Linked DNA regions of Mus musculus: region 2 is linked to region 1. Evidence: chromatin loops called from intact Hi-C (ENCODE). Cell type or tissue: gastrocnemius. All regions are shown on one strand. Each heading gives the region's core, and the rest is flanking DNA. Links, peaks and the distances in the headings are about the cores only.

The links. A loop is a pair of places that touch in the nucleus more often than their neighbours do. Peaks named below come from ENCODE experiments on the same cell type or tissue, not always from the same donor. Only the 100,000 strongest peaks of a DNase experiment are listed, where the experiment ranks them.
Region 2: it touches region 1 in a loop (3-fold over the local background); 11 of 42 quality-filtered maps call a loop at or near these places.

What each region holds. Positions count from the first base shown.
Region 1 is chr7:79,928,656-79,944,641 of GRCm38, forward strand. It overlaps Arpin (actin-related protein 2/3 complex inhibitor), which reads right to left and starts at 6,609. Exons shown (of 6, transcript NM_027420.4): 1 at 6,498-6,609; 2 at 3,148-3,223; 3 at 918-1,050. The coding sequence starts at 6,589. Gm31966 (a long non-coding RNA gene) reads left to right here and starts at 6,784. Exons shown (of 3, transcript XR_391645.4): 1 at 6,784-7,525; 2 at 8,756-8,809; 3 at 8,919-10,359. In gastrocnemius, for the core only: CTCF peaks have their summits at 6,565 and 6,768; DNase peaks (open chromatin) are centred at 6,071, 6,540 and 7,432; H3K4me3 peaks cover 2,157 bases; H3K27ac peaks cover 2,083 bases.
Region 2 is chr7:80,070,492-80,086,477 of GRCm38, forward strand. Zfp710 (zinc finger protein 710) reads left to right here. Exons shown (of 5, transcript NM_175433.5): 2 at 10,558-12,049; 3 at 15,460-15,651; 4 at 15,943-15,986. The coding sequence starts at 10,586. It overlaps Gm21057 (predicted gene, 21057), which reads right to left and starts at 4,766. Exons shown (of 3, transcript NR_045695.1): 1 at 4,584-4,766. In gastrocnemius, for the core only: CTCF peaks have their summits at 4,880 and 8,680 (motif pointing right); DNase peaks (open chromatin) are centred at 4,899, 7,498, 8,534 and 11,496; H3K4me3 peaks cover 1,742 bases; H3K27ac peaks cover 6,259 bases.

The sequences.
Region 1 (15,986 bases), core at 3,537-11,536:
CAAGCTGAGCATTTAGCACAGTGTCTGGCTTCCAGCCACTCTCAGCAGGGGTCTCTGCTTTCGTTATTCCCATTTCAGTGGTGAGAGAAACCAAGACTTAGCTGGGGCAGCATTCAAACACCCACTGCCTTCCCACTGAGACTCTGTTCTAGATCCAGCAGCCAGCCTGTGGTCAGCACCCTCTACTGGCCTACTCCAGGCTAGCCCTGGCAACTCCCAGGAGCTCAGGGAGGAAGTCAAGTGGTAAGCCTGCAGGTGGTGGGGCTTACCAAGACATAGCCATCCATAAGGTTGCTGAAAGCTTACATGAATACCACTGCGCCCAGCACAGTGTTCCCAGGGCTTGTCTGACTTCCTGCTGTGGAAGTCACATAAACCCTTTCTTCTTTAAAGTTGGTTTGTCAGGCATTTTGTCGTAGCAACAAGAAAAGTAACTAATATGCTTCACAGATAGACTGAGAGCCAAAAAGCAAACATCCAGTAGGAGAACCGAGAGAGACTGCTGGGACCTGGCCTGCTCCCCGCACAGTGATAGTCGGAGCCGGAAGCCAAGCCTGGGAATGATTCTGCCAGACTTCAGGAGATGGAAGCCATTAGGAATGCCAGCCTGCAGCCTGGTCTACAGAGTGAGTTCCAGGACAGCCAGGGCTATACAGAGAAACCCTGTCTCGAAAAACCAAAAAAAAAAAAAAAAAAAAAAAAGGAGGAATGCCAGCCTGGCTCCCAGGGCTAAGATGGGACACTGGGGAATTCTGAGGGCCTCGAGGGAAGAAATCCAACAAGGGATGCTCAAGCCAGAAACATCGTCAAAGCCAAGTTATGCTAAGAATCCACTGTCAAGGACCTCAGGAGACAAACAAGTCAGTCTAACAGCCTCTTGGAAGGCTGTTAGAAAAGGAAGAGCCCAGGATACCTACTGTAAGATGACATGAGGAAGCCTGTGTTCACCTTCCTGGTGGCACTGAAGTTGGGCTCAATTTCATTTCCCTTGGGGTCAAACTTACGCCTGTGGATACAGCTGGGCTGGATATACAGCACATAGTAGCGCTCCTGGATGAGGCAAAGAAAGGGTGAGGGGACTCCTTCACTCCCTACCCAAATCCCAGCATACCCAAAACACATAGCCCAGGCTCTCCCTGCAGCCTCTGCCCATCTCACCCTCGGCTCCAGAATCCCATCCCTGGCGCTACCCTGCTGCATAGGCTGGACAGATGCCTCGTTTAAATACTTGTTCATTTTACCCATCTTTATACTTACTAGAGTCACATAGAGCATGCTACAAAAGCCATAGCAGGACAACAAAAGGCCCGACTCCAAGGCTTCCACACAGCCAATGGCCTGTGACTTTAATCCAAGTACCAAGGTCCCTACAGGCCACAAGGCAGGATTGAAGTTGCCAGCAAGCCTCAGAAAGGCCATGACCTCAAGGAGGGCAGTCACCTTGCTACTCCCACAGACACAGCAGTGGGCAAATCACTCCAAGCTCTGTATGCCTCAGTTTCACCTTTCTTGGAATAGCATGACATGTCCTTTCAGGGACATTACAAGGAACCAGTGACAAAATGGAAGAGGACATGGCTTCTGCCGTATGTATCGTTGAGAGTTAAGGGCACAAGAGACACATTTGGAAAGGGTCTAGGTGAACACCTGCCTGCACCAGGCCAGCTGAGGCAGACCAGCTTGGTACAGCTCTCCTGGGCAGGCTGGGTGGAGACTCCAGATCGCTGTGTCCCCCTACAACTTGCAATCTAAAGAGCAGAGAGTTGTGGCAAGATCTCTGGGCATGAAAACGACCAGCCAGTAGCATGACTACTCTCATGGAGTATAACACAAATGCATATACTGAAGCATGATGGTGCACACCTATAATCCCAGCAGAGGGAGGAGGAGCTCTTAAGGTCAAGGCCAGCCTGCTCTAGAAGTGGTGTTCCAGGACAGCCAGGGCTACATAGAGAAACCCCTGTCTCAGATCTCAGATAGATAGATACATAGATAGATACATATATAGATACATAGATAGATAGACAGACAGATAGATGGATGGATAGATAGATAGATAGATAGATAGATAGATAGATAGATAGATACATAGATAGATAGATACATAGATACATAGATACATAGATACATAGATACATAGATACATAGATAGATAGATACATAGATAGATAGATAGATAGATAGATAGATAGATAGATACATAGATAGATAGATACATAGATAGATACATAGATACATAGATAGATAGATACATAGATAGATAGATAGATAGATAGATAGATAGATAGATAGATAGATACATACATAGATAGATAGATAGATAGATAGATAGATAGATAGATAGATAGATAGATAGATAGATAGATACATAGATAGATAGATACATAGATACATAGATACATAGATAGATAGATACATACATAGATAGATAGATAGATAGATAGATAGATAGATAGATAGATAGATAGATAGATAGATACATAGATAGATAGATAGATAGATAGATAGATAGATAGATAGATAGATACATAGATAGATACATAGATAGATACATAGATAGATACATAGATAGATACATAGATACATAGATACATAGATACATAGACAGACAGACGGACAAGGCTGAATGAAGAATCCGGCCTCAGCCCACCTTGGGAGGGCCTGATGCTAAGCTGAGATTTAGAGACCAAGGACCCAGGAGACAGTGTGGTCAGCGCTAGAAGAGGCTGTCTGAAAGGACCCAGAAGGGATGTGGGCTGGTACAGGTTGACCGCTGTGAGTGCCCATGGACACCTGGACTGTGTGGGCTAGGAACACATCCTGAAGAGGCTGTGAAGCACAGACAGAAGGTTGTACAGGAGCGGCTACCCCGGATGTCAACATGAGCTCTGTATATTCAGGCTAGACTGGGTTTGGGGGCCTGTCTGTCTTTTCAGTCGTAGCAGAGGTTCTTCTTGCAAGAACCATGTAGTCCCTCTCATCTGTCTGCTACCCACTGCAAGGCTCTGTAAGTCCCCCTTTTACCAGTCCTGCTTGGCTGTAGCAATCTGTTCTGTGACCTCAGTAACGGATCTTAACCCAGCACAAGGAGATATCATGTGGGTGAGGGAGGAGACCCTGGGAGGGCCAACCAGGATACGGCCTCACCTTCCTGCCATGGGCATCCAAGATGCTGTGCCGAGATACATCCACGAGCTCCCCCTCCAGCAAGATGCCATTTCCCCTGGGGATGAGAAAGGATGCTCATTGTGAGTCCTCAAGAAAGCCACCCTCGGATTCAACGGCCTGGGTGAGAATCTGCGCTGAGACAGAAACAAGTCTTACCCCTGTCTCCTTGTCACCTGTCTCTGAGAAGGCCTGGAAAAAGGAACCACACTCTGCTTCCACCATCATTCCTCTATTGCTTCAAAGAACCTTCCCAAGAGAAGGTTCTATGCCAAGGCCAAGAGATGCCTCCCTACCACCACAGATACCTCAGAAATCATTATGACCAACCCCTCAGGATTCTCACCCACAAAGGAGGAGCAAACAGCTGCCTCGCTGTGTTCCTCTGGTGCTGGGCTAGCCTGAGGTCATGAACGCAAAGGTAAGTGTAAACTATGAAGCACTGACTAAACGTAAAGCATTTTTTTACAGCTGGGTTTGACAACGCACATCTGTAACCCCTGCACTAGGAAAGGAGGATTGCTCTGAGCTCAAGCCTAGCCTGGGTGACACTGTGAGTTCAAGCCAAGCCTTTAATACATAGCAAAAATGCTGTAAATAAATAAATGGTCCTACACTTTTAGTTAAGCAAATTTGGGAGTGTTGAGGCCTGTTCCTTTTAACATAACTATAACCATTTTGTATTCAGTCTCCGTTTTGCTCTTAAGGTGAAATTAAGTTCAGATTCCTAGACTCTTATTTCTCAGAAGTAATTATCCATAGCTGACACTAAAGAATGTTACTAATAAGCCAAAAAGTTCAGGCTGAATCATTTGTCCTCTGTTATCTCAATGTTCTGAAATTCCCCTGTTCACCACCTGTCCACCACCCTCTCACCTCACTCAGGACCAATCAGCTTAAAGGCTGACTGATAATAGTTTGTCATGTTAGCCAAAAATGTTGTACCATGCCGGGCAGTGGTGGCGCACACCTTTAATCCCAGCACTCGGGAGACAGAGGCAGGCGAATTTCTGAGTTCGAGACCAGCCTGGTCTACAAAGTGAGTTCCAGGACAGCCAGGGCTACACAGAGAAACCCTGTCTAAAAAAAAAAAAAAAAAAATGTTGTACCACTTCACTGCTTGCCTTCAAACTTTTGTTTGTTTGTTTGTTTGTTTGTTTGTTTGTTTTTCGAGACAGGGTTTCTAGACTGTGTAGTCCTGGCTGTCCTGGAACTCACTCTGTAGACCAGGATGACCTCAAACTCAAAAATCCTCCTGCCTCTGCCTCCTGAGTGCTGGGATTAAAGGCATGCGCCACCACTGCCCGGCTTGCCTTAAAACTTTTGAACCTGTTTTTTCCTATAAAAAGCCTGCCCTGAGGACAGACTGGTAGGTTTTTCCTTCCTGTGGACCTGGACGTCCAGTATTATGATGGGTGTTCAATAAACTGTTCTTGCTTAACTAAGGTTGGTGTATGTATGGTTTGAGTGGTAATTCCCAGACCCCAACCTGAGCAAGTGTCTTTGGTACAATAAATCAGGTTTCCTTTTTCATTCCCCCCCCCCTTTTTTTAAGATTTATTTATTTATTATATATAAGTACACTGTTGCTGTCTTCAGACATTCCAGAAGAGGGCATCAGATCTCATCACAGGTGGTTGTGAGCCACCATATGGTTGCTGGGATTTGAACTCAGGACCTTCAGAAGAGCAGTCAGTGCTCTTAACTGCTGAGCCATCTCTCCAGCGCCCCTCTCCCCCTTTTTTTAAAGACAAGATTTCCCTATGTATCTCTAGCTGTCCTGGAACTCACTAAGTAAACCAAACTGCTTTGAACTCAGAGACCAACCTGCCTCTGCCTTCCAAGTACTGGGATTAAGGTTGTGAGCCACCACACCTGGGTGCTTTTATTATTTTTTATTTATGTGGAAGTATGTGTGACTGTGTGAGTATAAGCATGTATACTGGTGTGTACTGGTGCCTGTGGAGTCCAGAGAAGGAACCAAATCCCCAACAGCTGGACTTACAAGCAGTTTTGAGTCCCCTGCTGCGGGTGCCAAGAATGGAACCCAGGTCCTCTGGTGAGACGTGGCTTTGCCCACTTTAAAGAACCTCCATGCTCCTGTTCCCATTCATACCTACATGGTCATCAAGGAGATGGCTATTGTCACCAGACAGCTGGAAATTAGAGACTCTGAGATGTGGGAATTAGCCCAAAATCACGGCATCCCACACAGAGTGGAACCAGAACCAGAACTGGCTCCTTATCATTCTATAAAAGGGGAACCTGGGACCTGGGGACCTGGGGACTTTCCACTTTGAAACCATTAACCTGGGGAAAAGGGTGGGTCTAAGAAGACAGACTGTGGAAGAGGGCTGGGTCAGGATTCCTTGCCTCTAATTACTCTTAAATTATTTCCAAAAATATTTAACTGACAAAGACAGGTTATATCGAAGGCATTTATCAAGAAAACTTGATATGTACACATTGCATAATGACTCACACCACCAAATTTATGTATACATTATATCCTCAGAACTTATTCCCCCTTTGACTGAACCTGCTCCACTGGAGACCTTATGAGTTGGACTTTAGATTCCACTTCCTAGATGACGCGATATTTTGGTTTTCTGGGCCTGGCTTCTTTCATGTAGAATAATTCTTGTTGTTTCTGACTGTAAATGAAATTGTCCATCCTGCTTATTACCCTCCGGATATTCCCACCCTCCCTCTATTGTTCCTGCCACACCACAAACTGGTCACCAGTGATGCAGTGTGACAGATGGCTAGAGTTTAGAGCCCTGGTGTGGGGAAAAGACGGAGGTCAGTGGGAACCCCAGCACCGCCTCTGTAGTTCCATTTGGGAGTCTGGGCATCCCTCCAGTGGATATTCTTGCAGGCGGGAATTTCAAGTTTATCTGTCTTCCCAGCGTGTGTTGGCCAGGGACCTTGGGAAGAGCCAGCTGGATGCCTGGGGTGGTTTTGGCAACCCCAGTTTCTCTCCCCAGTGTCCCCTACACCCCCAACCCCCATCAATCTTTGAGCAGGACTCAGATCTTGAGTTCGACAGAGGCCTCAGGGATGCTCCAGGGAGCCCAGGCCCCAGGGATGCTCCCAGGCCACTACGGCTGGCCATAGTAGGGGCCAGGGCCCCGACTCAGCCAATCCTGGCAGTTCCCTTGCCCAGTCCACATCTGGCTAACAATGTGGGAAGGGGAGGGAAGCACAGCCCACCTCTGGCCAGTAGCGGAGTCCCTGGCCCGGTGGACAGAGTACAACCCACCCCTGGTCAGCCGCGGAAGAAAGTGCAACCCATCTCTGGCCAGCAACCGGATGGACAGAGCACATCCTACCCTTGGTGGGTGGCAGGGTCCCAGGTTCCCGGCAGGCGCGCGCTCTGCACGGCCTTGTTGCGGAGGGCGCTATCCTGGTAGATGCGGCTCATTTTCCCCACGCCGAGGCCCTGTGGCTCCAGGAAGCAACCGGCGCGTAGGGCGGGGCACCTCGGGGACAGGAGCTTGGAGGTCGCTGCAGCACCAGCTTCCCGGGTTAACAGATCCGGGAAGCTAGTCCGAGGCGTTCCCAGTTGGGACTTAAAGGGGCCGAGCCTCATTCCTGACAGCCAGACCTCGTGCAGTAACAGGGGGCTTTTGGAATGACCACTGTCCTTCATGTCCTTATAGACTAAGACAGAAAGATCGAGAGTTCGGTCCCCATCTGTACTATACAGAGATTCTGTCTCAAAACACATCAATATACAAAAAAGCGGCCTTGAAGCTTAGGAAAGTAGATCTTTCTTGGGATCTGTTCTGGTAGGACATTTTCTCAGGGAGCAGGAAGGGAGAAGACGGGACAGCAACGAGGAACCACAGAGCGGTCTCCATGGACTCTGCCCTTTTGGACCTCCCCGTGGTTCCGCAATGGCTTAGGGGAGTTCCCAGAATGTGTGACGGAGTAGGGATAGGTCAGATCTGCAGCAAGGGAAACCTCAATCTCTGCAATCCCAGCAAGTTCCTCAACCTTTAATGAGCCTACGCTTCTTGCTCAGCAAAAATAGAAAGAAACGTGTCTAATGGTTTGTAAAGATAGAACTCTCCCTCTCCTAGTCTCGTGGACATAGCATTCATTACTTTGTCTCACACTTCTCAAGGATTCGGATGGATCGATCGCTTCTCTAGCCCCACAGTGCCCTTTGCTCCAGAGTGTCTGCAAGCCTTTTATTCTCAGCCTGCACCCGGGAATCTCCTCCGACCCGGAAATCATTGGGAAATCGTCTTGTTTTATTGGCTCCTTTGTGCCAAATTCTGGCGCAGGTGGCCACATTCTGTTGTGCCAGGTGTGCCCCTGCCTCAGCCACAATGAAGATACCCGAGAGTCCAGGGTGAGTTGTTAGCTTTGGAAGGAGCTCTCTCTCCCACATAGTATCACCACAGAATGGTCTCAGACACTTTATTTTTAAGGGTCCTTCCTCTTTTAACAAAATATAAATATTTTTAAGACATTATTTTATGTATCTCAGGCTGGCTTTGAACTCGCTATGTAGCCAAGGATAACTTCAAACCCCTTTCTCCTTACAATACTTCCCCAAGAACCAGGATTACAGGTGTGGGCCACCCACTGCACCTGGATTATTTGGTACTGGGGGTTCAATCCAGGACTTTATGAACGTTAGGCAAACAGTCTTCTCAAGCCACATCCTCAGCTCCAAAAATATAGTTTTGTGGATCCCTAAAAATGTAACAGACCCTAGACAGGATGTCTGTGACTAGTCAACCCCAGCCTATGTTGGACCTGTCAGGCAGCTCTGTAATTCCCAGAAAGAAGGACAACAATCCTCTGGGGAGGACTGTCCTCTGTGTCCTCTGGCAAGTCCTAGGCTCATAGGCACCTGACTCCTCTGCCTCCTTCCTCTTCTGTCCCTTTCCTGGGTCACTGCCCCTTCGCACAGGCTCTAAATGTGCAATGCCCTCTGTGGACGCTATACGTAGCTACTTAAATTGTATTTTAACAGTGCCGAAAATAGAACCCAGGGTGTTTGTGAACACCAGACAAGTGTTCAACCAGGGAGCTGCATACCCAGTCTAAACCATAGATGATAGAATCTAAATAATATAGAAAAAGGGCTTCTCCTTTGCTGGTCACAGGGCTCCACGCCTGTAATCCCAGTGCTTACAAGCTTGAACTATATAGTGGGTACCAGGCTAGCAGGGCTACATTGTGAGAGTCTGCCTCAAAATTCCCAAACAATAATAAAAGTAAATTTGCACATTAAAATTCACTTCCTCAGCCACTAGTCATGTATGGGGTGGGGGTGGGGGAGTTATTTGTTTGTGTTGATGGTGGTTTCTAGGTTTTGTTTGTTTGTTTGTTTGTTTTGTTTTTTGATTGGTTGGTTGGTTGGTTTTGCTGTTCTTGTTGTTGTCTTTTGTTTGGAGACAAGGTCTCACTAAATAGCCTTGGCCAGCCTGGAACTTACTATGTAGACCAGGCTGGCCTGGAACTCATAGAGATTCACCTTCCTCTGCCCCTCGAGTGTTGGGATTAAAAGTGTGTGCCACCAGGCCGGGCAGTTTGTCACATTTTAAAATAAAGACCATTATTTCTTTTTCAGCCAGGATTCTTCTTCTGCCCATCACCTTTCCAGGTGATGAGAGAGTGAGACCAGGTGAGTCTGACGAGGGTCGATGGAGCTGACAGCATGGGCTCTCTCTATTCTTGTCTACCAAAGCTGTCATCAGTCACCTCCTGTACTTGTGCCCATTTATCTGCTGCAGGACACAAAGCAAATGACACCAAGGAGCAAAGCAGAGATCACAAGGAAAAAGAAAAAGATCATAGCAGAGAAATGTCCTCCAATTCTGGTACTGAGCCTCTGTGAGGAACTGACAAAGAACAGTGTAAGAAAGGAGAAAGGTGAAAGGTGAGCAGGGTGTGGTGGCACATGCCTGTGATTCCAGACTTAGAAGGCTGAGGCCAGGGCATTACTACAGTTTCAAAGCCAGCCTGGGGTACCTAGCGAGCCTCTGGATAGCCTGGGCTACAGAGTGAGGTCATATTTTAAGAAAGGACAACAGGAACTGAAGAGATGGCTCAGTGACTCCAAGCACTGGCTGTTCATCCAGACGGCCCAGGTTTGATCCCCAGAACTCACACTGAAGCTCACAGCCATCTCTAATTTCAATTCCAGGGACCTGACTCTCTTTTCTGACCTCTATGGGTACAAGGCATGTATATGGTGCACAGACATACATGTAAAAACGAACAAATCTTTTTTTTTAACTTACAAAAATAAAAAGGTAGCTCATGTGTAGAAATTTCTTCTAGTCAGCAGGCAGGTAAAATCATGAATGAAAGATTTGTTTTGCATTAACCCTCGTCAAAAATTGAAATTCTCTCAGGAGTGTTTTTTTTTTTCTAAAGCAATGCATGTAATTACAACACACCAATATGGACTCCTCCCCCCCCCCACCCCCCATGCCTTCCCTGAAGAAAATAGACTTTGTCAAGGTCTATTTGGAGACGAACATACAGGAGCACATTCATGCGTCGGGTCACAGCTTAGCATATCTGACAGGTCTCATACTGACGGTGTGTCTGGTGGTTCCAGAAGAAGTAGCGTGCTAAATTGCCACCAGTGCAGTGAAATAGACTGAAGAAAACACACATGCACACCCCGGAGCATCGGAGAGAAAACAAAGGACGCACTGGAGAGGGAGAGCGAACCTAACATGAAATAAGATGCCAGAAGGAGGGCCAGACCCATCCATCAACGGGCCATCAATAAATGCAAATGGGAAAGCCTGCTCTGGAAAGAAAATCTATCATATGCCTTGGATCAGGCAACGCTTAATGTCACTTCGATGTCTCTCAGCCTCAGGTTCCTCCAGGCCCGTCCCACTCTCTACAGTGACAAATTGATTTCACAAAAAAACAATGAAGCCCATCTCAACCTGTGGCCGTTGCACCACACTTTTCTCTTGAGATGGTCCCTGGAAGGAAACCCTCAGAAGAGGATATAGAACTGGATTGCTTCCTGTTCTGATGCTATCAGGAACAATAGTCCTCGTGGTGAGTAATAGCCCTTGGTATGAAATGGCATCAAAATGTCTAAGGCTTTAGCTAAGCATACAACCCAGCTACTGAAGAGGCTCAGGCAGTGAGATGGTTGGAATGAAAATGACCCCCTCCAGGCAGTGGTGGTACACACCTTTAATCCCAGCACTCGGGAGGCAGAGGCAGGCAGATTTCTGAGTTCGAGGCCAGCCTGGTCTACAAAGTGAGTTCCAGGACAGTCAGGACTACACAGAGAGACCCTGTCTCAAAAATAATAAAAAAACAAAAAACAAAAACAAAAAGAAAAGAAAAGAAAAAAAAAAAAGAAGATGACCCCCATAGGCTCATAGGGAGTGACATTTTTTGAAAGGATTAGGACTGTAGCCTCCTTGGAGGATGGAGGAGGTGTGGCCTTACAGAGGAAAGTGTGTCACTGGGGGTGGACTTTGAGGCTTCAGAAGCTCAAGCCAGGCCCCTGTGGCCTACTCTCTTCCTGCTGCCTATAGATCCAGATGTGGAACTCTCAGCCACCATGTACACCTGTGTGCCACCAAGTTCCCCACCATGATGATAATGGACTGAACCTCTGAACTCTAAGCCAGACCCAATGAAATCCTTTTCTTTTATAAGAATTGCCGAGGTCATGGTGTCTCTTCACAGCAATACAACATTGACTGAGCCAGGCAGGAAGATTGGTTGAGGCCAGGAGCTTAAGGTCAGCCTGAGCAATATGATGAGACCCTGTACTGTGTGACTTTTTCCTAGAGAGACACCAATGTCAGGCCAAAAAAAGATTCTGTCCAAGCCTAACTTGGTGAATCTGTGAATGTATTGGAATTGCTTATAGGAGTGTGGATGACTCAAAATAACTGCATCTCTGAAAAGCCCACTCCAGCATGGGTGACACTGTGTCCCTGGAGTGTCCTGTCCAGTTTGCAGTCAGCTCCACCAGAGAGTCTCCTCTCCCTTAGCAATTGCTTACTGATTAGATACACTTGCAAAGGAGCCTTGGGAAACCTGTAACTTTCCTGGCTTCCTGAGCCTTATAAATTTCATTAGCTTCTTGTCTGTCAGGAGCTGTCTTCTTGTTCCAGAGGGAAAATATGAATCAGAGAAAATGGTTTTACAATACTGTCTCTAAAATAATAACTAAAGGCCAAGTGTGCTCCCCAACACCCATAATCTCAGCACTTAGAAGCCTGAGGCAGGAGGATTGCCCTGAGCTCAAGATCAGCCTGACATAATGGTGAGTACCATGCCAGCCAGAGATATATCTTTGTTGTTGTTGTTGTTGTTGTGGGTTTTTTATTTTATTTTGTTTTGTTTTGTTTTCCAGGACAGAGTTTCTCTGTGTAGCTAGCCCTGGCTGTCCTGGTACTTGCTCTATATAGACTAGGCTGGCCTCGAACTCACAGAGATCTACCTGAATTTGCCTTCCAAATGCTAGGATTGAAGGTGAACCCCCAGCACTTGGTGCCTGCTCTACAGGCACTTTATCTACCACTTGAGCTACATTGCTAGCTCATAAACCAGCTTTTAGTATCAATATAGAACCTTGGGAATGGGGAGAGAAAAGAAGAAGAAAAGGAAGAAGAAAGTGACATTCGCAGTGTAGCTAACAGCCAGTGTTGGTGTCTGGAAGCCTTGAGGAGAGTCAGGTCAGCATCTGGTGGTAAGGGACACAAAGCTGCCAAAGGAGCAGCCTTTCTAGAACTATCACACTCGAGAGTATGATAAAGGGCAGCTCTACCCCCCTACTCTCCACCTCCCACTGACACGGGGGCTGGAGGCATTGGGTGGCCAAGCCCAAATCCTAGAATGTGAAGACCAGTGTGAACTTTCAGAGTTTCTCTGACACCATCTTGGGGAAGTGGTTCTGATGAGTGCTACAGTGGATTTACTCTGTAAGACCTAAGAGGTCTCCCCCACCGGCCTCATTCAGGAGGATCTAGAAGCCTTAAAGTCTGTCATATCTCTCTGAGATAGCCTTTGTGGCGGATGAGGATATTTGCTGTCATGGAATGAGGCATCTGGACCAGGATGCCAAGCCCTAGCAGAGCTTGACGCCTGCTGGGCTAGGCAGACAGAATCACCTATGGCTGTAAGGATGTCATAGGCAGCTAGGTACACTGGAAAACATAGCCAGGCAAGATGGTGTACTTTGTGAGCCCAGCAAGACTTGAAAGTCATCCCCAACTAGTTTTGAACTTTGAACTCAATAGTGAGTTAAAAGCCAGCTTGGGATTCATGGGATACTGTGCATGAGAGAGATGGGGGGTGGGGGAGGGGAGTGGGAAGAGGGGAAGGGGAGAGGGGAGAGAACAAAACAACCAAAATCTTTATAGCTAAGGGGATAAAACTGATGTGCCACTAAAAGGAGACGCTATGGGGCTGGCAAAATAGTTGAGTGTTAAGCCCTTGCTACTATTCCAGAGGACCAGAGTTCAGTTCCCAGAACCCATGTAGGGCAGCTCATAACTACCTGTAACTCTGGCTCCACAGAATCTGATTCCCTCTTCTGGCCCTGATACCTGCACACAGGTGGTTTTTACTCACACAGACTCATACATGTAGATAAAAATCAATATGCTAAAAATATTCTAATTTTCAGTTATGTGTAATGTGTTTATCTGTGAGTGTGGACAGTGCCAACAGAGGCCAAAAGGGGGTTCTAATTCCCTGGAGCTGGAGTTATGGAGACCTGCAATGCCAGCCATCTCTCTCTGTCTCTCTCTCTGTCTCTCTCTCTGTCTCTCTCTCTCTCTGTCTCTCTCTCTCTCTCTGTCTCTCCCTCACACACACACACACACACACACACACACACACACACACACCAGTCACAGAGGGCTCATGGAAGCAAACCAGCAAATGGAGCTGGATTTAATTCTTCATCAGTCAGTCCAGTGAGTATCAGAGCAATGGGACCCCCTTAAAGAAAGAAAATAAATGCAAAAGAATTCAGAAGAAAGCACATGTGTTGAGAGAAGAGTCTAATAGTTTAAACATGAATAGCTTTTCTAAACAACAACAAAAAGATTTTTTTGGGTTTGTTTGTTTGTTTTTTCAAGACAGGGTTTCTCTGTATAGCCCTGGCTGTCCTGGAATTCACTTTGTAGACCAGGCTGGCCTCGAACTCAGAAATCCACCTGCCTCTGCCTCTCGAGTGCTGGGATTAAAGGCATGTGCCACCACTCCCGGCTAAAAAAGATTTTAACTTTAACTCTGTGTGTGTGTGTGTGTGTGTGTGTGTGTGTGTGTGTGTGTGTGTGTACAGGCACTCTCAGAGGCCAGAAGACAGCATCAGATTCTCTGAAGATTCAGGCCACTCTGAGCCACCTGATATGGATGCTGGGAACCAAACTTCAGTTTTCTGCAAGAGCAGTGCACTAACCACTGAACCATCTCTCCAAAGGAGGTTTGCTTTGTTAGTTGTTTGGCCTTTTCAAGACCAAGCTTCTAGCCCTCTCTGGCCTCAAACTCTGTAGAGTTGAGCATGACCTTGAACTTCTGATCCTCCTGCCTCTACCTCCTCAGCACTTAATGTCCAGGAATATGTTGGCATTCCTGCTTGATGGAGCACTGAAGATCAAACCCAGACCTTCAGACCTGCCAGGAGGGGCTCTACCACTAAGTCAGATTCTTAGCCCTTATTTTATGTTTGTTTGTATTGTTTTGTCTTCTGCTTTTTGATTTGTTGTTGTGTTATGTTGTGTTGTGTTTAGATGGGATCTAGCTTTCTTGGTTGTTTTTATACTTAACTACATAGCAGAGGCTAGCCTTGAATTTGTAGAAATCCCCTGTCTCAACTTCCCATATACAGTGATTATACATGTCCCCTCAATTTGTGCTCTGTGTGTGTGTGTGTGTGTGTGTGTGTGTGTGTGTGTACACCATTGTATGCTCTTATGAATATCCCTCTGTAGGAGGCCAAATAACAACATCAAGTGTTCTGCTGTGTCGTTCTCTCTGCTTTATTCCCTTGAGCCTTGAGACAGTCTCTTGCTAAGCCTGGGGCCAAGCTAGTACCCAGCAAGTGAGCCCCAATGATCACATTCACACACATGTACACACAAGTACACATACACACACATACACAGAGAGAGAGAGAGAGAGAAAAAGAGAGGGGAGAGAGAGAGAGTTACATACTGCCACACCCAACTTTTTACATGGGTGCTTGGGATTTGAACTCAAGTCCTCTTGCTTATACAATAAGTGCTGTTATCTGCTGAGGTATCTCTCCAACCCCTAGTCTGTGCATCTTTAACTATGAATGAAGTTGAAACTCTTTCTTTCATAAGAGCAGGTCCCAGATATTAGCTTCAAACTCATTATGTAGCTGAAGATGACTTTAATTTCTGATTGTCTTAGTTAGGATTTTACTGCTGTGAAGAGACACCATGGCCAAGGCAACTCTTATAAAGGCAAGCATTTAATTGGGGCTGCCTTACAGTTTCAGAGGTTTAGTCCTAATGGGGCATGGGGGAAGGGGGTAGGAGGGAACATAGCAATATTCAGGCAGACATGGTTCTAGAGGAGGGGAAAGTTCTATATCTTTATCTAAGGCAGCCAGAGGAGGCTAAAATCCACACTAGGCACAGCTTGAGTATAGGAAACTTCAAATCCAGCCCCACAGTGACACACTTTTTTCAAAAAGGCCACACCTCCTAATAGTGCCCCTCCCAAGCATCAAACACAGGAGTCTATGCAAGCCACACCTTTCAAAGCACTTCATTGATAATTCTCTCTTCTCCTGTGTTAGGGATGCAGTCCTACACCACAAAGCCTAATTAATGAGGCCTTGAAGATGGAGCCCAGCACTTCACGTATGCTAAGCAAGCACTCTGTCAACTAAGATACTTTCTCAGTCATCACTTCTTTTTCTTTTTGAAACAGGATCTCACTGTGTAGCTCTGGCTAGCCTGGAACTCACTCTGTAGTCCAGGATGGCCTTGAACTCACAGAGATCCACCAGCTTCTGCCTCCCAAGATCTGGGATTAATATGTGCCACCATGCCCAGAATTCCTCCCACATTATATTTTTTTTAGACAAGATCTCTCTATGTAGTTCAAATTGCCCTTGACCTCGTGATCCTCCTTCTGCATGCTGGGATAACAGGTGTGCACCGCACCAGTTAGATGGAGCACTATTTTTTAACGTGTTTTATAAGCCATTTACATTCGCTATTTCCTGTGTGAAGTCAGATTTTAGCTCTCACTCATTTCTCCCCAGTTTGGTAAAGATCGGATGATTTGCTAATACAGATTTAGTTACAGCAAGAATAAAGCAACTCTTCTGTACCTTTCTGGGTGAAAATGCATGAATTGATCTGACTTTTCAAAGGGATACTAAGTAGTGTTTGTTAAAATTGAAGCACATATGTCATTGGCTCAGCAACTCTTTCATGTCCAGAGACAGAAATAGTTGTGTAGGAGATGATATGTTATGTTGAGCATTGTTTGAAATAGCAAAATGCTAAAAACAGCTTGGGTGCCCATCCACCAGAGACTGGCTAAACACATCACAAAATAACAGTAAAAAGAAATGCCGTGGAGCCAGGCCTTGTAACCCCACCATGGCACAGGCCAGGGAAGGGGGAGTGCTATGAGTTCAAAGCCAGCACCATCTGCAGAGTAGGTACTGGAGAAGCCCAGGCTCCATAGAGAAACCCGAAACAAAAGAAAAAGTTGGGCCAGGTGGTACATGCCTGTAATCCCAGCAGCAATTGGGAGGCTGAGGCAGGAAAATCACAAGTTCAAGACCAGCCTGGGCTACAGGGTGAATTTCAGTC
Region 2 (15,986 bases), core at 3,766-11,765, 140 kb after region 1:
ACTGCTTTCATTTAAAAGCATAGGCCTGAGATTAGACCTGGCCACCGCTGAACCTAGGGGGCTCAGCCAGGTCACTCAACTCCTCTCTGCCTCTTCCCTCCCTCCCTCCCTCCCTCCCTCCCTCCCTCCCTCCCTCCCTCCCTCCCTCCCTCCCTCCAGGGAGGCCAGCTCTTCCCAGGTCTCTTTCTTCTCTTTTTGCTTTTCCTTTCCTTTCCTATCCTGACTTTTGGGTTTTTTTTGGAGACCAGGTCTTGTTGCAGAGCCCTGGCTGCCTGGAACTTGTAGCTCAGGCTAGCCTTGAGCTTGCAGCAAGTGGTCCTCTTGCTCCAACTTCCCAGGAGTGCTGGGATGGCAGGTGTGCACCACAATGCCCGCTTGTAGAAGGGGTTTTGTCACCAGAGTCCCATTCTCTACATCCATGATCTCAGAAGGTAAACATCTGGCCTCTGTCTGTGGTAGCTTCCTTCCCTGGCACCATCCTGGTTACAGACGAGGACTCACCCACAGGAGCTTGAGCCTCTTGCCAGAAGATGCACAGCTCAGCTCTCCTGTTTACCTGCAGAGGGAGGCCCTGGCTTCCTCTGGGCCCCTGTCACTTGTGGCATCCTGGAGAGAACCTTGTCAGCTACACTGGCAGGACAGAACACTTGGGAGCCCAGGAACCAGAGGCTGAAATCCCTGCCACCTCCCCACCACACAGTGTTCCTCAGCTACTGCCAGGTCTCTCATAGCCTTTGGGCCCCTTCATTCTACTCCACGACACCAGGGGACTTTTTGGGGGGGGGGGGTGTTCAAGACAGGGTTTCTCTGTATAGCCCTGGCTGTCCTGGAACTCACTCTGTAGACCGGGGTGGCCTCGAACTCAGAAATCCGCCTGCCTCTGCCTTCTGAGTGCTGGGATTAAAGGCCTGTGCCACCACGCCCAGCTCCAGGGGGCTTGATACCATGTCTACTGACCTCTCTATGCTGTGTCGCTCTGAGACCCTGGGGCCGGCGGCATAATCGGCTTGCTTGCTTTTCTGTGGTAAATCTGTTCCTGGACTTGCTTCTGATCACTGTAGATTAAACACAGCAGTGCAGTGTCCTGGAGGAGGCTAGGCTGGGGCTGCTGTGTCCTAGAGTGCAGGGAACGGGGTCTAGTTAATAGGCCCAAGCCTGTGTGCCCTCAGTTTGTCTATCTGTAAGGAAAACCCCAGCTCGGTCTGTGGGAGCTGGAAGGACCCTGGGAAGAAGCCCTTGACCCTGCCTTCCTCCCAGGAAAAGAACCCAAGGCGTCTCGCATGCCAGGCCAGCGCTCCACTACTAGGCCACATCCCTAAAACAAGTGGATCTTGAAGAATTGGTGATTTCCACCTCTTTGTCACCTGTTTGTAGGGAAGAGCGCTGAGACCATTGAGGACCCAGTTCTTAAGTCAGAGTGCGCTGGGGACAGGCCCTCAGGGCTGTTGGATGATTGGGCTAGGGCTTCCCTGAGAACAGTGAATTCCTACCTTGGGCAGCATCATGGGGGATTCTGGGCCTTGCTCTGTCTCCAGGGTACTTCAGGCTACTCTAGGGGGCCTCTTCCAGCAAGCCCCACCCCCAACTGTGTGCTTTCTTCTTTCCACTGCTGAAACCAAAGGAGAATTCTCAAGGCAGGCAGAGAAGTTCCCTTGGGGGGCTCCTTTCCTCCTTGCAGTCCTGGGGCCTTGACCTTTGGCTCAAGGGAAAGGTGGCTGGGACCGAACCAGAGAGCCAAATGGACTAGAGTTTCTTTTTCCCTTTCTTTTCTTGTTTTTATTTTTAAGCAAGAGATAAATAGAGGTCACTCTGAGATGACAAGAGAACATGGGGAGAGATAAAAGAGAGCAAATGGGAGCAGGCCAGAAGCAATGGACATGGGGGAGAGCTGGACTCTACCCTGCGATGGTGGGAGAGATGAAAGAGGAGAAAGAGATGAGATGGGAACGCAAGACCGAGTGGCAGAGCGGAGCGGAGGATGGGGTTGCCATGGAAACAGAAGAGGGGAGGAATGGAGGGAGGAGAAGACAGGATGGAGAAGGCAGGGACTCTGCAGAGGAGGGGCAGGACAGGAGGCTAGATGAAGAGGAAGGGAAGCCATGAGAGGTCCCGGTAGGCTAGCAAAGGAGGGGAAATGTGACCCTGAAATCTGTCCTGTCTGGACTTGAGTGGGGAAACTCTGGGGAGCCTGCTTCACCCTGCCCACAGGGACTGCCTTAGATTCTGAATCTGTAGGTTGGAAATGCTGTTCCCCCACTCCCAGAGAAGCTCACATGTACTCATCCAAGGGCCCGACAAAGTTCAAAGCCAGCCAGAGTCATCTGTGGTTCTTTTCTTTGCCCCTTGCACTTGTGAACCAAAGTTTTGTTTTTCCCTGTTACATTATTAAGCTGGGAGTCTTGGGGGCCAGCACAGACAGCATCCTTGTTGAGGAGACCATAGGTGTGCTCTTTTGCTTCTAGAATTAGAGAAACGACAAGAAGCCTTCCAGATACAGGACGCCTGCTGTCCCTTCCCCAGGGAAGAGGAGCTGGTCCTGCCACTCAGGGAAAGGGCGGCTAGGCTGGGGTTGTCTATGTGGCCACTTTCTGAGCTCTGCTCCACAGCCGCCTCTTCTTCCTTGAGCCTCTGTTCTCACAAGGTGCTGCTGGGGTAGCCACACGGGCCAGGTATCCACACCTGGAAATTGGCATCTAACAGATCTCAGATACAAAGCCAGTATTTGTCCTGATAAAAAGATCAATAACAAGTTCTTAAAAATTATGATAAAGTCCAAGAAGGAAGAAGGGTTTGGGTTGTTTTGTTTGTTGTTTGAGACATAGTTTCAATGTGTACCTGGAGTCGCAGTGGAACCCAAGTGCTGCCCTCCAGCTCCCAGTGCCATGTTTGTAGCACCACACCTGGCTGGGAAATGTCTCAGAAAAGGATTAAACTTGGACTTGCTGAGGACTTAGAGGGTGGGACCTCGGCAGGTGGGGCAGCACAAGGAAGATTTCCTGCAGATGCGATGCATGAACTAAACGCAAAAGGTTGAGGAACGAGAAAGAGTGTTCTTGGCATGTGCAAAAGTCACTTGCAGGCAAGGATCTGAGACAGAGAAGGGGAGCCGTGCACGGTGAAGGGCCTCACAGGCACAGCAGTCCAGACGGGCTCACGGGCCCATTGATTGCAGACGCAATGGAAAGTGACTGGGCTCCAGATCAGGGCCAACCCTGCCCTACCCCCAACCCCTCTAGTTTAGCATTTGAGGGCAAGGAACAGCTGTCTTGGCAGACTTCTTAGGTTCCAAACACTCCACAAGACGGTTGACTGGTGAGACCCTTGCTCTGTCTACTGCCCTTACAACCCTCCAGGGTGGACAGCAATGCCCTGCCCACAATCCTGGGGCAGGAGAGTTATGTTTAGTATGTGGGAGAAAAGTGTACTAGGACTTAAACCCCAGATCAGTTCTTGTAGTGTGGCGCAGGGGCCTTAGGGACCCCAAAATTCCACCCTGCAGTGAAGACCCTAAAACCAGGCAAAATGGTTCAAAGAAAGGATCTCTACCAAAGGCTATGGTGAGGTGCATGTCCAGCATTTGCGGTAAAGAAAAAGGTCCTCTGTTCACTGGGGCTGTGTGCTGTCTGGTGGAAGACAGCCTGTAGTTTCCAGGGTTCTAGTGACTTGAGAGCAGAGCCATGTATTGCTGAGCATCAAGGGGTCCTTAGCTTCTCTCTCTCTCTCTCTCTCTCTCTCTCTCAATGCCTTGGATCCCCTGGAACTGAAGTTACAGACAGTTGCGAGCCATCTTGAGGTGTTGGGAATGAAGGGTCCTTGGAAGAGCAGCTGCTACTGTTACCCGCTGAGCCATCGCCAGCCCCCATTCATTCTTTCTTGACGTCTGGGTAACGCTCCATCCTGACAGAGAAGTTAGTATGGGCAGAGGCCCCTGTCAGGAACCATCAAGCGGGAGAGGGGCTGAGGGCCGGCAGGAGAACTAAGGCCAGCCTTGGGCAGCAGGCTGAGGCATCTAGGCCATACCCAGGCCATAGTGGGCATCCAGGCTGGAGACCTGCTACCCATGGCTCCTCCTTTTATGGTCCCAATGGCCTTATTTAAGAGGAGGAGGAAGAGGAGGAGGTGGTGGTGGTGGTGGTGGTGGTGCACAGGGCCGGGTGTTGTGTGTGGTACAAACCTGTAATCCTAGCACTCAGTAGGGCTGAGTGAGTAGGGATATGGTGGTTGTCGAGGGAGATAGGAGCTCCTCATGAGAGGTTTGTGCTCAGGAGGATAAGGTGGGATGATCCCTTGAGTCCACAAGTTCGAGACCAGTCTTGGTAAGACATTGTCCAGACAGAGCAGGGGCTAATATATATCAGACCTTTATGTACTCTGGCCCAGCTCCCGTCTAACTTGTGGAGCTGAACCTCTGGAAAGGGGAAGCTGGGGAGGAGAGACTACAGTAGCTAAGTTTCCGCTGGGCCTCCATGCTGTGGGTGGCCCATGGCTGACAGAAGCGAGACTGTGGCAAGGAACCGAGGGTTTGCACAAGCTTTGGGCTTTCACTTCCTCTTCTCTGAGGAGGATAGATAGGATCACCTTACCTTTGGGTCTGCTGTGTGAACAACAGGAGGAAGCCAAGGGGGAGGTTTTGCTACCAGGTGAATCCCCAGGAGTGTTTCTTCAGCTGTGTGCCAGGAACTTGCTTCTCTTTCAGGCTACCTGGACTGCCCCACCCTGGGGCCTGCCTCTCCTCCCAGTATCACAGCTGACGCCAGAGCCATATTTTGGAGGTCTGAACTGCCAAACCCTGACTCCTCCCTCTTGTTCCCTGAGAGCCTGTCCCTCCCACAAGAGGCTGCCCCTCCTGCCCTCACAGATCTCAGGCCCCACCTGCTGTCTACACTGGCAGCAGTCGGGAGGTGCTTGGTACATGTGTGTCAGTTCAGTTGGTTCCACTGGAGAAGTGGAGCCCAAGCCTGAGTAGCCTCTTGACTCACGGCCAAGAAGAAGGAGCCCAAGTGCAAACTGGGCCTCCTGGTATCAGCCCTGGTTACTGCTCAGGTAGCACCGGGGACTGAGTCCTCTTGAGCCCTCAGGAAAATAGTCACCAGGTTAAGTCGCTTGTAGTTAGTGGGCACAAGAGGCCTGCAGAGCACCCCTGACTTTGGTTGGTTTTTTTGTTTGTTTGTTTGTTTGTTTGGTAATCACTGTGTGACTAGGCTGGTCTTGAACTCAGAGTGCTGGGATTAAAGGCTTGGGAAACTACCTCCTGGCCAAGCCTTCTTATCCTTAAGCAGGGGTAAGGGGGGGGGGGGGTCTCCGTTGAAGACAGGAACTGTAATAAGGGAAGGCTCTGTAATGAGGGGACCCTGTGTGGCAGGCAGATAAGATGTGGCAGGCACATAGGATATGGGCTGTAGGTTTTCATAATAACCCTGAGATTCCAAGCAGGCCTTCTTGTCTGTTTTATAGTGGGGTCAGTGAGACCCCAAAGTATCGGGTATCAGGTGACTTGCCCATGGTCCCTGAGCTTGTGTCAGCCCTCTGGAGCTGTAGGACGGAGACAAAGCATTTTTGGAGTAACAGTGAAAAGCCTGGGGCCCTTTTTGGGATGGAGAAGCCTACTGCTGGGTCTCAAAGGGGAGACTTTGCTCCCTCCCCAGGATCAGGCCTGACCCTCTGGCCCAGAGGTGATGCTGAGCCCTGGGAAATAGGGCAGCCCTGGGCTTCTGTGTCTCCCTGGGTCCCCTCCCCCTCTGGGCCTTTGTTTCTTGTCCTCCACAGCTTCTTTCTCTTTCTCTCCCTCCCCCTCGCTCTCACTCCTCTTCTACCCCCTCCCTCCCCTCCCCTCCCCCTCCTCCCTCCCTCTTCCCTCTCCCTTTCTTCTTTCCCTTAGCCCACTCCCTGCATTACAGCACTCTGGCAGCTACTCTTTATCCTTGCCTTTAACATTTACTTTCTCCACACCCTGGGGAGAGGAGAGGCAGGATGAGAAGTGGGAGGAGCTTTGCAGAGGTACCACACTAATGGATGCCCCATCATTAGCCACACAGTTTGGAAGAGCACGGGGCCCTTCAAGCTCCTTTCTTTCTCTTGGACACCTTCAGGTTTTGGTTGGGTCCACAGCACAAGTGATAAAGAAAGGCCTTGCCTTGAGAAGGCAGGTGCCATAGGGGGCCCCTGGGGCCCTGCAGCACCCCTGTGCCACAAGTGATGCAGTCCCCTGTGGACTCTTCTGCCTTGAGCAGTCAGGGCCAGGGCATCAGACAGAAGGGCTGTAGCCCATGAGGAGGAGCCAGGGGACTCAGGGACAAGTAAGCCAAAAGACTGGTCCAAAAGGATGAAAAGGACACTGTACTAGAGGCCACCTCCCCCATACTTATCTCTGTACATCAGACAGAGAGGCAGAGTGGCAAGTCACTTAGAATCTGTCCTTCTCTCTGTCAACAGAGCCCCTTCTGCACACACATAACACACACTTGGGCAGACACAATACATACTCACGCATGCACAGCCTACATAGCTACCCCAAGAGACCAGACCACAAATACACAGGGCTCAGCCCCTGCCACCGGGTTGCAGGCTTCTGCTGGCCCCAGGTACCCTTGGGCAGCTCCTGCACTATGCTATGATGTGGCCTCCAGATTTGGCAGCTTTGGAATTGGAGTCCCCCTGGGTGCTAGTGATGCCTGGTGCGACCCAGCTCTGCCCTGCTAATTAAGAACTCCTGTCACCATTCCTTGGCTGTGGAGTCAGGTTGCTTTAGGGTTAAATGAGGCCTGGAGCCCCCAGTAATGATAAGCTTCTGCCATGTCTGTGGCTATGATTGACAATTCTTAGGCCCCCACCCTTGGCCCTCAAAGAGTACTGACTGAGTAAGAGCCCTTTGCCAGCCAGAACAGACAACAGTCAAAACCACCTATTCCTGGCGGATGGTTAGGCCCAGGTGGCCTGGGATATATAGACTTGGTTTATATCCTGTATGTGACACGAAGGAGTGGCTCCTTGCTGGAGGGGACCCCAGTTTGTATAGTTAATTGCAGGACTTTTCTTGCAGTCAGGAAACAGACCCCGCTCATGGTCTCCCCTCAAGCAGGGTTGGCCAGAGATCAGTGGTCACCCTCTGTCTGCATGTGAATTAGGCCCTGTGCATCATTTTCTTGGGGTTATGGGAGGGTGGGGGGTGTAGCAACTGGGCTTCTGAGGAAAGCCACACTGTCTTGTCCTGTGTGTTCCAAGTCAGAAAGCCTCCCTAAGAGTGGGAATGGAGAAACTGAACTCTGAGACACAGTGGGACAGACTTAGCGCTGACCTTAGCACTCAACCCCGATTCTTGTTATTGTTACTCGTTGTTTGTTTGTTTGTTTGTTTGTTTTATCTGCTCAAAACTCAGTATGTAGCTGAGGATGACTTTGAACTCCTGAACTTAGTCCACCTTCCAAGCGCTGGAACTACAGGCGTGGGCTGTCACACCCAGCTTCCAGTGCCAAGTTCCAAGCACAGGCCCTGCCCGTGATTGGCTGGCCCTGCCATCCCCCTGGGTCCTGACTTGTGGGAAGTCTAAAAATTTTGCTGAGTGTATTGTTTGCTCAAAGCCACTGTATACACTCGGGGCTGCTGTCTGGTGCTGTGTCTGGGACGGGCTGGTGTGGCAGACCGTGGCATTCTCTCCATTGTATTTAGGAAAGCCACCTCTGGCTAGTGGGTTCCGTGGGGACAGAGTCCCTCACCTTCCCTATGCACTAGACCTTCTACCCAGCTGGGATTTAGCAATTTTTTAAAAAAATTTATTATATGTAAGTACATTGTCGCTGTCTTCAGACACTCCAGAAGACGGAGTCAGATTTCGTTACAGATGGTTGTGAGCCACCATGTGGTTGCTGGGATTTGAACTTCGGACCTTCGGAAGAGCAGTTGGGTGCTCTTACCCACTGAGCCATCTCACCAGCCCCGCAATTTTTTTTTTTTTAATGAGTTCTTAATTCTTGACAGCTATCCTTGCAATCACCAAAGCTTTGCTGAATTTGGGGCCCAAGGATGAAAAGTTTTTCCAGCCCTGAGACTGTCTTCTTTCTGGGGATCTAGGATGATAAAGCTCTGTCCATCTTTGCTCTCACTCAGGGCTTTGTAATTAACTAAGATCCTTGTCCTGCCTGCAGCACGTTCTTGGGGGTCCCATGCCCTTCCTTGTGAGCTTTCATCCTTGTTCAGATGGAGAAACTAAGGCATAGGAGTGACCTTTTAGTAACCAATTACAAGTGACTGAAGTGGGCAGCCCTAGTCAAGTGAAGCTGGCCGAGGCGAGGGTGAGCAGAAGTGAGTTTAGCCACCTGCACAGTTCCAGATGGATCCGGACGCTCCCGGCAGGACTCCCATGTGACCCCTTCCACCAGAGCCCTGCTCTGAGCTTAACAGTTTAATCTTCCGTGTCTGTTGCAAGGAGGCCGGATTCCTGTCTGGGGTATTTTTAGCTTCCTCAGGAAGAGGAAGCTCCTGTGCTGGGGGGAGGGCAGCGTCAGGCCTGGACTGATTTCCTGAGGAAGGGCTGTCCGCTGGCCATGTGCCGGACGCTGGCCCTAGGAGTGAGGCAGGCCAGAGCCACCCCACGAGTGTCCTTCCTCTTTCTGGAGTGTGTCAGGAACTGAGCCAAGGCAGGGCGTGGGGACGTGAATATCTGAAGCCCAGGAGGAGGCACCCACAGCACAGGCATGCTGTTGGTGTGCTGTAGTCCTGGGGAAGCTGGCACGGGCACGGGAGTGGGCAGAGGCCAGGAAGCTGGTGGCAGAGCACCCAAGCAATGCTGGGGAAGGGCACCTTGTTCAAGGCTGGGGCTTGCACTGCTTGGGAAGCCAGGGGAAAGGCGGACACTTTTGCTGATTTGACAACTGGTCAGGGTCCATTGATTATCTGAAACTGTTAGATAAGAGAACCCAGCCATGAGCCTGGGATCCAGGTTTTTTGTTTGTTTGTTTTAAATTTATTTTATGTATATGGGTACACTGTAGCTATACAGATGGTTGTGAGCCTTCATGTGGTTGTTGGGAATTGAATTTAGGACCTCTGCTTAAGTGTACTGTAGCTGTCTTCAGAAGAGGGCATCAGATCTCATTACAAATGGTTGTGAGCCACCATGTGGTTGCTGGGATTTGAACTCAGGACCTTCGGAAGAGCAGTCAGCGCTCTTACTGGCTGAACCATCTCACCAGCCCCTGGGATCCAGACTCACGTCGGACAGTGGTCTCACAAGCCACAGCTCCAGTGTCATCCAAAGCTATCTTTTTATCAGTATATTTGGATATATATGCATATGGCATTTAGTTAATTAGGAAAAACAGTGTCTTGTATGATAGACCGTTTAGCATCAGGGCTGACCGGTGGCAGCCCATGTTTGAAGCCAGTCTCAGAGCCTAATTTATTTTTGCATGTTCTATTGTTTTTACTCTCTCTATATATTTTTAAATCCCCATTCATGCAGCCACACTATCACTGATGGTAATGATTGTTTAACACCTCACGGTGCATTCCCAGGGTCTGTGCAAAATTAATTACTCTGGCAGCACCGCCAGTGGGACTCTTGGCATGTTAGAAATGTGGCACGTTATATTTTGAGTAGGTGGGTTTTTTTTAATCAGTTCTTAAAATAATGGAGTAATTAATTTTGAAAACAGAAGGGCTGGGGCTCAGTGGAAGAGTGCTTGCTTAGCTCAAAGCCCTGGGTCCAATCCCCAGCTCTGCAAAAGAGAAAAATAAAAGGCTGTTCAACTTCATTCATAAATCACCCGGCATGGAGGCACATATCTGACTGTAAATGCAGCGTTCAGGAGGCTAAGGCTGTAGGATAGCAAATTCCAGGCTAGCCTCAGCTACATTCTGAGATCCTGTTTTGTTTTGTTTTTTGAAAAAAGAGTGGAGTCATATTTGCGCATTTTGAAACAGATTTCTGAGGGCACAGTGAAGACCCTGTAAGACCCAGTTTAAGAACCACTGGGCGTAGATTAGGGAGATAGCTCTGTCGGACAGTGCTTGCTGTACAGACCTGAGGACGGGACGGGCAGATAAACCTCAACCCCAGAGCTGGAAGGCAGAGTCAGTCAGGAGGATCCAGGTACAATTAGAGACCCTATCTTTAAAAAAGCCCGACATTGACCTTCACGCAGGCCTGCACATGGGCATTTGTGCACTTACCGAACCCCTGGGCAGATGGATGTGGTGGCCCATGTTTGTAATTCTAGCATGGGGGCTTAGGCAAGAGGATAATGAGTTCTAGACCGCCTACAACTACGTAGTGAGACCCTGTCTCAAAGAAAAAGACTCACAGATGAAATCCACCCTCCTTCCTGTTTTACAGATAGAAAGACTTAGGCAAGCAGGAGGTGGGTCTCACCCAGAGCCTCTCAGAGAGATGGAGAAGATGGCTAGATACATAGAGGTGGTCATTGCTCCTCATATTACAAGCATATCCTGTTCTCAAGGCCAAGGCCATACACACCCCAAATTATCTAGACCCTTGTCTGATGAGTCTGGTGCCCCCTAGGCATGGGATTAGCAGTATTAACGGTCCCTTTTCTCTTACAGAAATGCCCTCGTAGCCAGACGCCACGGGATGGAGGGCTTCATGGACTCAGGGACACAGACCGACGCTGTGGTGGTGCTGTCCTTGGCTCAGGCGGCTGTGCTGGGCCTGGTCTCAGAAAATGAGCTCTTCGGAGCCACCATAAGTGCTGAGGCCTTCTATCCAGACCTAGGGCCAGAATTGACTGGGACAGCCATGGGGGAGCCAGGACCGCCAGGGCCGGACATCTATCAGCTGGCCTGTAATGGACGAGCCCTGGAAGAGCCCCCGGAAGAGGAGGTGCTGGAGGTAGAGGCGGCCTTTGAGAAGCACACGCGGAGGAAGACACGGCCCCCTGTGAGGCTGGTACCCAAGGTCAAGTTTGAGAAGGCAGAAGAGGAAGAGGAACAGGAGGTGTATGAGGTGTCTGTGCCTGGTGATGACAAAGACCCGGGCCCTGCAGAGGCCCCAGCCGAGGTGGCCAGCAGCGGCTGCGAGGCCCTGGTGCAGAGCAGTGCCGTCAAGATGATCGACCTCAGCGCCTTCAGCCGCAAGCCCCGGACACTCCGGCACTTGCCGAGAACTCCAAGGCCAGAGCTGGACATGGCCCCATTCGATCCTCCTTTCCCAGATCCAGCCCGGGATGGCTTCCCCGAGCCCAGCATGGCACTACCTGGACCAGAGACTTTGCCCACTGAATGTAGTTTTGAGCCGCCCCACCTGGCCCCATTGAGCAATCCTGAGCCTCCCAACATGACATCGACGACAGAACTCGTCAAACCAGAGCAGGGCTTCGTGTGGCAGGAGTCCAGCGAGTTCGAGGCTGACACGGCGGGTTCCACAGTGGAGCGCCACAAGAAGGCACAGCTGGACCGGCTGGACATCAATGTGCAGATCGATGACTCCTACCTAGTGGAGGCGGGTGACCGCCAGAAACGCTGGCAGTGTCGCATGTGCGAGAAGTCCTACACATCTAAGTATAACCTCGTGACGCACATCCTGGGCCACAACGGCATCAAGCCACACTCGTGTCCCCACTGCAGCAAGCTCTTCAAGCAGCCTAGCCACCTGCAGACGCACCTGCTGACACACCAGGGCACGAGGCCCCACAAGTGCCAGGTGTGCCACAAGGCCTTCACTCAGACCAGCCACCTCAAACGCCACATGCTGCTGCACTCGGAGGTGAAGCCCTACAGCTGTCACTTCTGTGGCCGCGGCTTCGCCTACCCTAGCGAGCTCAAGGCCCATGAGGTGAAGCACGAGAGTGGCCGCTGCCATGTCTGTGTCGAATGCGGCCTAGACTTCTCCACCCTGACCCAGCTCAAGCGCCACCTGGCCTCCCACCAGGGCCCCACCCTCTACCAGTGCCTTGAGTGTGACAAGTCCTTCCACTACCGCAGCCAGCTACAAAACCACATGCTCAAGCATCAGAATGTGCGGCCCTTCGTGTGCACTGAGTGTGGCATGGAGTTCAGCCAGATCCATCACCTCAAGCAGCACTCTCTCACCCACAAGGTAAGGCTGCCAGCCTCCGCCATGGCACTTTCTTTCCAATGCCCTCCAAAGCCCTGATGGGATCCTTTAGGTGTGGTACACAGGTAGTTTTTGTTTGTTTGTTTGTTTGTTTGTTTTAAGATTTATTTTTATTTTATGTGTGTGAGTATGCACTGCAGTGTGTGCCTGGTCCCCTTGGAGGCCAGAAGAGGGCCCCAGATCCCCTGGAAATGGAGTCACAGATGGTTATAGCCTGCCACGTGAGTGCTTATGTTCTTTAGAGTGTTTTTGAGGCCTGGGGAGAGATGGTTTCCAGTGTAAAGTGCTTGTGTAAACATGAGGACCTGCGTTCAGGTTCCCAGCACACCTCACCTGTAAAAGATGGGTGTGTGGGCGAGCAGACCCCCACCCCCATGGGGAGAGGACACAGGTGGCTCCTGTTGGTTCACTAGCCAGATGACAAAGACAAAGTTCAGGAAGGTTTGGAGAATAAGGAGGAGAAACAATTGAGAAAGACAGCCCCTGGTCTCCGGACAATTGCACCCTCACACACATGTACACAAGCATACACCAGAGAGAGGTGTATCATATATGATTATGAGAGGGATAGATGGGGCTGGGGAAAGCTGGCAAGATGATTTCGCAGGTAAAGGCACTTGCTGCCAGGCCTGAGAAACTTGAGTGTGTTCTTTGGGACCCATGTGGTGAGGGAGAGCCAACTCCCATTAGTTGCCACTTGAGACAGATAGACAGACAGACACACACACAGAAAACACACACACAATATACAACCATAAAAGACGGGGCCATGTATGCATGAGGGCCTGAGGTCAGTCACCCATACCTGTGTAAGCAGCTAGGCATGCTGGCATGCATTTATAATCCCACTGCAGGGGAAGGAGGCAGGTCCTGGGAGGGTTCCAGCCTCATCAGTGAGCCACAGGCTCCCATGGAACAGCCCATGAGGAACAACACCTGAGGCTGACCTGGCCTCCACACATACATGTGCACATATGTGCACTTGCACACACATGGTCACACATGCACACAAAGAGGAAAGCGGGCTGGAGAGATGGCTCAGCGGTTGAGAGCACTTTGCTGTTCTTGTAGTGGCCCCAGGTCTGGTTCTCTGCTTCCACATACAGCACCTCACAGCTTCCGAGAACTCCAGTTCCAGGGGGATCCAATACCCTCTCACGATCTCTGCTTGCACCAGCACACACATGATGTACAGACATCCTCACAGCTAACACATGCACATAAAATGAATATGTATATCTTAAAAGTATACCGGATGAAAAACGTTTACCTGACAAAAGTACTTTGTGAAGACACTTGGGCAGCCGCGTTCTCATACACCAGGTAGCTAGACCCAACCTTCATCCAACTTCCTCTTCCTCCTGGTGCCAGGTCACGAGTTCTCTTCCCCTCACCTTTCAGCCATCACCACCTCCCTCCCCGAAGAGGCCCTTCTACCCAGGAAGGTGGAATGGAGCCTCTTAGACCTAACCATCCATCCTAGCAGTTGGCTGACCCACAGATTCCTTCAAATTTAACCTTTCAAGGCTGTGAGTGGTGACCTATGAGACACCTATAGTGTCACAGTAGACACTACAGTGAGCCTACCAGGCCAGGATCCCAAACTTCTCCAGCCTAGACTTCTCCAGAACTTTTCTGCTAGCGCAGGGACCATTGGCAAGGCTGACCTGTCAGTTGTCTTGGCTGCTAAATGTATAATGTTAAGAAAGATTAAGATGAGCCAGGCGTGGTGGCGCACGCCTTTGATCCCAGCACTTGAGAGGCAGAGGCAGGCGGATTTCTGAGTTTGAGGCCAACCTGGTCTACAGAGTGAGTTCCAGGACAGCCAGGGCTATATAGAGAAACCCTGTCTCGAAAAACCAAAAAAAAAAGATGCTGTACCTGGGCTCATCAGTAAAACTGTGTAATTGATTATTAGTGTCTGCAAAGCTAGGAGTGAGGGATGATCAGTAGCTGTGTGTTCAAGATCTCTACCATACTAAAGTGCCAAGAGACCCTAAAGGTACCTGTGTACCCCGTGCACATCTGTGCTTACAGCTCTTGAATGGCGCCCCCTGGTGGTTATGTGGCCCACTCTGTCACAAGGATAAAGAGGATGTATAACAAGAAAGAGCGCCTGGCTGCTAAGAGAAGATACGGGGCCTGTTAAAGTATCATAAATACCCTGGGTTCAGTCACCAGTACACACGCACAAAAACACATAATGCAGGCATGTTATATATTAAGTAGTTGAGACAGCAGCTGTGACCACAGATGTGCATCTGTCCCAGTGAGGTGCTCTTCAGCAGAACAGTGAGCGACCAGCTGTGACCCCGCCTTCCCTCCCAGCATCACCTGTGCCCACAGCAACCCTATTCCTGTGCTGAGTGAGTGCCGAGCCATAAACAGTCAGGCAGCAGTCCCGACCAGACAGTTTACTGTGATAAGAATCAGCTGGGAGATCTATTCTGCCTCCATCTCCTGAGTGCAGGATTAAAGGTGTGTGCCACCACCGCCCAAACTGCAACTCAGAACTTTATGCATACTTGAGTGTTAGTTATTTTTCCTCGGGTGCACAAAGGTTTTTATTCTTTTGCTGAGTGTTGGAGATTGAACCCAGGACTTGACCTTTGGTAGATAAGCGCTCTATTGCTGAGACTCCTGGCTTTCCCTCTCCCCTCTCTGTGTCCAGATCTGTCTGCTTGTGCCCCTATACCCAGCTTTTATATTTTATTATTACATGTAAAATTGTTTGTGTGTGTGTGTGTGTCACACACATGGAAGCCAGAATGGGTATCAGAGCTCCTGGTACTGGAAGTTACAGATGGTGTGAGCCACCATGTGGTTGCTGGGAATTGAACTCAGGACCTCTGGAAGAGCAGTCAGTCAGTGCTATTAACCACTGAGCCATCTCCCTCCAGCCCACTCTGGCTTTTATTGGTACATTGTGCTGGCCTTGAATCAGATCTGCTTGCACACCAGCCTGGTAGGCAGTTTGTCGCCTCATCCTGGAAGGTAGCTTGGAACAGCAGACCTGCCAGAGAGAGGTGCTTGCCACCAAACCCGAGAACCTGAAGGAGAGAGCCTGAAAAAAGTTCTGAACGTTGCTCTCTGATGGTCACCTGTGCTATGGCAGACACACCATACACATGCAAAAAAATCGAGGTTGTTTGTTTGTTTGTTTTTGGAGACAGGGTTTCTCTGTGTAGCCCTGACTGTCCTGGAACTCACTTTGTAGACCAGGCTGGCCTCGAACTCAGAAATCCGCCTGCCCTCTGCCTCCCGAATGCTGGGATTAAAGGCGTGCGCCACCACGCCCGGCAAAGAATTGAGTTTTTTGTTTATTAAAAATGAATTTCCCAGAGCTGCACCTGTTAGCACCCCAACCCCGAGTGGTCTCTCTGCTCCCACAGGGTGTGAAGGAGTTCAAGTGTGAGGTCTGTGGCCGGGAGTTCACGCTGCAGGCCAACATGAAGCGCCACATGCTGATCCACACCAGCGTCCGGCCCTACCAGTGCCACATCTGCTTCAAGACCTTCGTGCAGAAGCAAACCCTCAAGACCCACATGATTGTGCACTCGCCTGTGAAGCCGTTCAAGTGCAAGGTATGGGACATTCCCGTGGCCCGCCTGGCCGCTAAGGGGGTGGAGCGAAGGGCCGGTGAGGGGCGGAGCCTTGGAACTGCTGAAGTGGTACTTCTTGGGGACTCGGAGAGGGGTGAACGCTGTGAGCTGCAGGTTCCACCGCAGGCCCCCAGCGAGCAGATGTTTTTATCTCATTCTGTGGTCTCAGAGGACCAGAGGACCAGAGGACGGGACAGCGTGCCGTGTGCGGTGGGGGCAGACTGGCCGGGGTGTCAGGTTCCTCATAGCCCTCTGGTACCCTCCCTGTTCCAGGTGTGCGGGAAGTCCTTCAACCGCATGTACAACCTGCTGGGTCA